Regions from separate parts of the Homo sapiens genome. Here region 2 is linked to region 1. Evidence: chromatin loops called from intact Hi-C (ENCODE). Cell type or tissue: heart right ventricle. All regions are shown on one strand. Links, peaks and the distances in the headings refer to the core of each region. The heading gives the core; the rest is flanking DNA.

Region 1 (2,927 bases), core at 191-2,690:
TTAAATTGATTAAAATGTTTAAATTAATATTTTAAATATATATTATTTATATTAACAATATAGGCAAAGGGAAAAGGTTTGTGAAGGAAGGTGGCAGGATACAGTAAGAAACCTAAATGCTAATCTCAGATTGTGAAAATTTAATTATTATTATTTATTAATAATTTATTATTTATTAATTTATTAAATAAATAAAGTATTAATAAATTAAAACCAAATGGTGCCAAAACACATCATTTTAGAATTGGATAATAAATATTTGTAACAAAATACTTAAAGAGTTGAAAATTGTTGTCTCAAGAAATTGGACTCGGAGATAATGTGTGGCTTAGGTATGACAGAAAAGTACTGATTTCTATTTCGATTTTATAGTACTACTTGACTTTTAAAATTAAGTTCATTTATTACTTAAATAGAAAGAAATATAAAATTAAACAAGTACATGATTTGGCAGTGTTATAGCTTGTAATTCCAAGCCAACAAAGGAAGTCATACTATAAAGAAGTAAAAAATGTAAAACATATCTTCACGTAATGGGGCTACAGATGATTTTATTTTTTATGTTTCTTGATTTTCTAATGTTCAATTAGACTTCAAAAGTATATATATACTTTTATAGTTGAAAAGCTCACAAATTCTGTTTTAAAAAGTAGACAAAAAGGTATCTATCTATCTATCTATCTATCATCTATCTATCTATCTACCTATCTATGCATGTGTGTCTGCTTTCATTTAATAGATGAGAAAGTGTGGACCCTGGAAGACGATTTGACTTGCCCAAGTTGTATAGCTAATTAGTGTAAGAAACAAAACTAGAGACTAGGTATTGACATCTTTCAGTTCCTATTTCAGGCATTTTTCCACTATGATCTTCTAACTTTAAAAGTGACTATAATAAGTAAACATCAGAGAATGATCAATATAACTATATTGATCTCAAATGAGTGACTCTAAGAAAAAGTTTTTGTTTGTATCCTATGAGCTACGTATGTTACACCCCATTCCATTTACAGAGCAGGCAGTGGTTATAATTAACCCATAGAAAAGCGTAAGCACATCTAGAAACAGAGCTAATGATTTATCAGCTAATTTGCCTAAGACAGTAGTGAAAGTCGGAGTTGAAGTAATTGGAATTTATTTTAAAGTTAATTGCGTTTATGAGTCAGTACACTTCAAACAAAATACCTGTTTGGTGTTGGTTGGTTGATTGGTTTATTTCTGTGTTTGTAATAGGATTGAATTTTTTTTCTTCCCATGTTAAAGAATGTTATTTATTTATTTATTTTCGGAGACAGAGTCTCACTCTGTCGCCCAGGCTGCAGTGCACTGCAACCTCCACCTTCCAGGTAGGTTGAAGCAATTCGCCTCCCTCAGACTCTGCACCCGCCACAACGTCTGGCTAACTTTTTTTTTTTGGTATTTTTAGTAGAGATGGGGTTTCGCCATGTTGGCCAGGTTGGTCTCGAACTCCTGACCTCAGGTCATCCGCCCACATCGGCCTCCCTGGTATTACAGGCAGAGCCACCGCGCCAGGCTGAGAATGTTTGTTTTTTAAAATGAGGGTTGTTTTTTTTTCTTTTTACTAATGATTGTAGCAATTTCTTTGAGCATCCACCAGAGGGCATGAAAGCCAATCTATGATTCCAGCCCATTAGCTAGCTTGGATTTAATGGCTAGAAGAAACTATGAAGCTGAGTTACTACTGATATCAAATTTTTGACAGACCCTAGCAGAATGAAATAATAATGAGGTTCACATTTGCAAAAAGGTATCTAGTTTCTTTCACAAGAAAGCTGAGCATCAGGTGAGATGCCTGGCATCAGAATGTAGAAAATTTGAAATAGAAACCATCTTTCTGAGGATGAGGCCTATGAGTTTGAGGTGTCTACAAAGGTAGGCTAATTTGTGCATATAATGCCCACGTGGTACGCAATATCTACAACACTGGCCTTATAGATCTAACCTATATCATTTTTACCTGACTGCAAGTTCCTTTTTAATTTTCAGTTTTGTAGTTCCAAATTTGTTTCATTTACATTAGCACCACAACTTTATAAGAGACAACTTTAAAATTCAATATCTTTCACAAAAATGAAATAGAGCTGGGATAGAGTTAAAATAGCATTCATGTGGACAATAAAATGAAACTCTCCCAGAATATTATATTTAAGGCAAAATGTGAAATTCTTCAAAATTGTGTAAGAGAAAATGAAATAATGAAAATGTGTTGGCTATAAAACCACTCTGTTGAGAGTGATCTAAAAAAAAAAAAAAAGAAGAAAAGAAATAGACTATACATTCCAAGGGAATCTTTTACTTTCAAATTCATTTTGCTTTGTGATTTTGTACAAAATAATCCTATGCAGGCATTTTTGAATGTTTAATATTAGATGCGATAAAAAGTACCATTTTTGTTTTTCACAGAACTAGCTATAGTTCTCTGAAAATGAAATAAAAGTAATGCCTGCTTTACAAAATGGAATAGGTTAATAATAAACAAAATGAAATTTGTATTTGTGCATTTGGAAAATATTTATTCTCTGAAATTATGCCAATTTATGCTTGCGATCTAACTCATGAAAAAATAATCTGTATCAATCAAAATGCTAGATTTTTATATTATTAAGATAAAAATGGCATTGCTCAGAATTACTGACACTGTTGATGAATGCAGGTTGCTTAATTTTACTATTATGTTTGTTTGGGAGGGTTTCCTTTTTGGAAAATCTGTTTTGGGACATAATGAGAAAAAGTAATATGAGTTCACTTTTTCTAATAATTAATGTAATAATGTCTCTCTTTATATTTAAAAAAAAGCCAACTTTTGTCCATAAGGTAGGAAAACTGGCCATACAAAATGAAGTCATATCAACTTAGATTATTCTCTCTTTTATATACCTAAATCCAGGTAAACTTATAATGTTAGA
Region 2 (2,927 bases), core at 323-2,822, 80 kb before region 1:
TCTAAAGGCCATACTTTTCCTATGCTACACTAAGGTCAGTAAGAAAGTTAAAATATAGTAACATCGGGGTATTGAGGAAGGAGTATTCTTTTTTTTGAGGGAGTCTTGCTCTGTCGCCCAGGCTGGAGTGGAATGCCGTGATCTCGGCTCACTGCAACCTCCACCTCCTGGGTTCAAGCAATCCTCCTTCTTCAGCCTCCCTAGTAGGTGGGATTACAGGTGCCTGCCATCATGCCTGGCTAATTTTGTATTTTTAGGAGAGACGGGGTTCACCATGTTGGCCAGGCTGGTCTCTAACTCCTGACCTCAGGTGATTTGTCCAACTCGGCCTCCCAAAGTGCTGGGATTACAGCTGTGAGCCACCACGCCCGGCCAGAAGGAGTACTTCTATTTAGAGCGTATCAAGGAAAGAAAGAGAGAGGGTATCACTAGAAGAAATTAGAAGGAGAGATCGAATTAAGGTTTATGGTGACCAAGGAGGAAGGTGTGAGACGTAATGGGGCAGGGGAAGAGTATGCATCCATTCATCCACTCAGGTACTATTTGTTATAAAAATAAAATAACTGCAGAATAATGTGGTGAGTGCTTTATGAAAGATGGTATGGTACTCCATGTAAGCCCATTGGAAGGTGTTTCACACACCACTGAGAGGAGGGAAGAGTGAAGCAGGGTCAATTTTCCTACTCTAACCAGAGAACATGTGGCAGATGTTGGAAGAAATGGTTAGAAAACTATACTTGAATCAGGCATCGGAAGAAAAGGGGTGGGGTGAGGGAAGATATTACTTATGCTACTCAAAAAGCAAAACTGTAGCTTATCTATTTGCCTTTGTGTTCCAGAATGGTGTTTGACAGAAAGAATGCTTGAACAAACAAATGAGAACAAATAAATGAGTTACTGATTTCTGCTGAGAGACAGGTGCTTTTTAAGTCTGTGCTTTTTGTTTAACCAATATTATGTTATCACACCATAGGATCTTCATGAACTGAGTATTTATTTTTTCTATTTAGGAGATATAGAAAAATCTGAGGCTCCAGAAGGTAATATGGCTTGCCCAACATTGCAGAGCTAGGAATTCAGAAAACTGGATTTTAAAGTGTGACAACATTAAATTATTTGACGTGGTTGTCAGGTATAATTTCTTGTAATTACTTGCCACTCTCTGCCTTGTTCTAAATGACAAAGTAAGGCAGTGCTATGTTATTATTATTTTTTATTATATTAAATCAACATTTTATTGAGGTGTAACATGAATACATAAAACTGCACTAATCATATATGTAGAGCTTGATGCCTTTTAACAAAGGAAGTACAACCATGTAACTAGCATTCAGATCAAGAAAATCATACTGCTACAGGCTGCATACTTTTGACTTAATATAATAGTCAATATCTTTATTCCTGTTGGCATTAAATACTTCCCCTTGTAGCTTTTATTCATGCACGCACTATTCCTGGAAACTCATGAGCTATTGAGTCATAACTTGCCTAGAAAATGAGCTTGTTGGTGAATGATAGCTTCTCTTTGGGGAACATGTGTGCTCCCTCAACTGAGAGGTTGTCTTTATTAAGTAAGAGCACTTGAGGTAAACCTTGAGATTATTGGGCCTGAGGCAAATTTGGCTGACTGAATTCCAAGCAGCAAAAGAAAAGCAGCAGTGAGACTTCTGCATCGAATTTTTAAGATGATCTATAATTAACATACTAGTTTGTAATATATTTATAATTGTAACCTGTAAAAGTTAAAATAGCCATTCAGATAGCCCAGATATAGAACCCTGGAGATGGTAAATAGGGGTGGAGATATAGAGAACAAAGGGGTCTGTCTAACTGCTAATTCACCTAACTGCTGCTAGATGGCCTCAGTTCCAGTCTAGGTTTGGCTGCAGAATCCCTGTCTGTTCTCGACACAATCATTTCTGCTTTCTGAGCTTCTGCTTCCTAACCTTTAAAATGGTCTGAACTGCAGTATTGTCCTAGAACAGTAGTCATCAGCCGTTGCTAAACATCCAAGTCACCTCTGTTTTTCAAATTTCCTTTTATAGGTTTTTGTATGGTTAGTTTTGTATTTAATAATAGAGGTGCCCAATCCCTATCATGACTCTTAAAACTGAAATTTGATAGAGGGAATGACTAGACTTGCTGATTCCTTAGTGGTCTTCCAGGATGATATACTTTGAATATTTTTCCCCACCCAAATTTCATGTTGAATTTGTATTCCTCAATGCTGGAGGTCGGGTCTGATGGGAGGTGTTTGAATCATGGAGTCAGATCCCTCATAGCTTGGTGCTGTCTTTGTGATAGTGAGTTCTAGTGAGATCTGGTTATTCAAGAGTGTGTGGCACCTCCGTCCCCACTACCCCCTCCCCACTCTCTCCCTCTCCTGCTTTCACCCTGTGGGGTACCTGTTCCCCATTCACTTTCCTCCATGACTGTAAGCTTCCGGAGGTCCTCACCAGGAGCCAACCAGGTGCTGATGACATGCTTTTACAGCCTGCAGAACCATGATCCAATTAAACCTCTTTTCTTATAAATTACCCAGTCTCAGGTATTGCTTTACAACAATGCAAGAACGGCCTAATACACAGGACAATCTTTCTAAGATCAGTTGGGCACAGTGGCTCACGCCTGTAGTCCCAGCTACTTGGGTGCCTGAGGCTCAAGAATCGCTTGAACCCGGGAGGCAGAGGTTGGAGTAAGACAAGATCATGCCACTGCACTGTAGCCTGGGTAACAGAGTAAGACCTTGTCTCAAATAAATAAAGAAAGAAAATTTTAAAAATGTATTTATCAGAGAGAATAATGCCACAATTTTTGTCACAAGAGGTGATGAAATTTAAAATACATTTGATAAAACTTGCACATATATAGTTATTGAATATAACCAAAATCCCACAGGAAAGAACAATTAAGAGATGACTGTGTTT

The links. Peaks named below come from ENCODE experiments on the same cell type or tissue, not always from the same donor. Only the 100,000 strongest peaks of a DNase experiment are listed, where the experiment ranks them.
Region 2: a loop joins it to region 1, with 2.2 times the contacts of the local background. A loop is called at or near these places in 8 of 110 quality-filtered maps.

The regions. Positions count from the first base shown.
Region 1 is chr3:190,423,258-190,426,184 of GRCh38, reverse strand. No RefSeq gene overlaps it. Among named protein-coding and RNA genes, the nearest start is that of TMEM207, 25 kb to the left of the region's middle. In heart right ventricle, for the core only: CTCF peaks have their summits at 1,434 and 1,634 (motif pointing right); a DNase peak (open chromatin) is centred at 1,504.
Region 2 is chr3:190,503,510-190,506,436 of GRCh38, reverse strand. No RefSeq gene overlaps it. Among named protein-coding and RNA genes, the nearest start is that of IL1RAP, 9.1 kb to the left of the region's middle. RefSeq lists a silencer at 1,303-1,597. In heart right ventricle, for the core only: a CTCF peak has its summit at 1,832; no DNase peak of the experiment used is centred there; H3K27ac peaks cover 990 bases.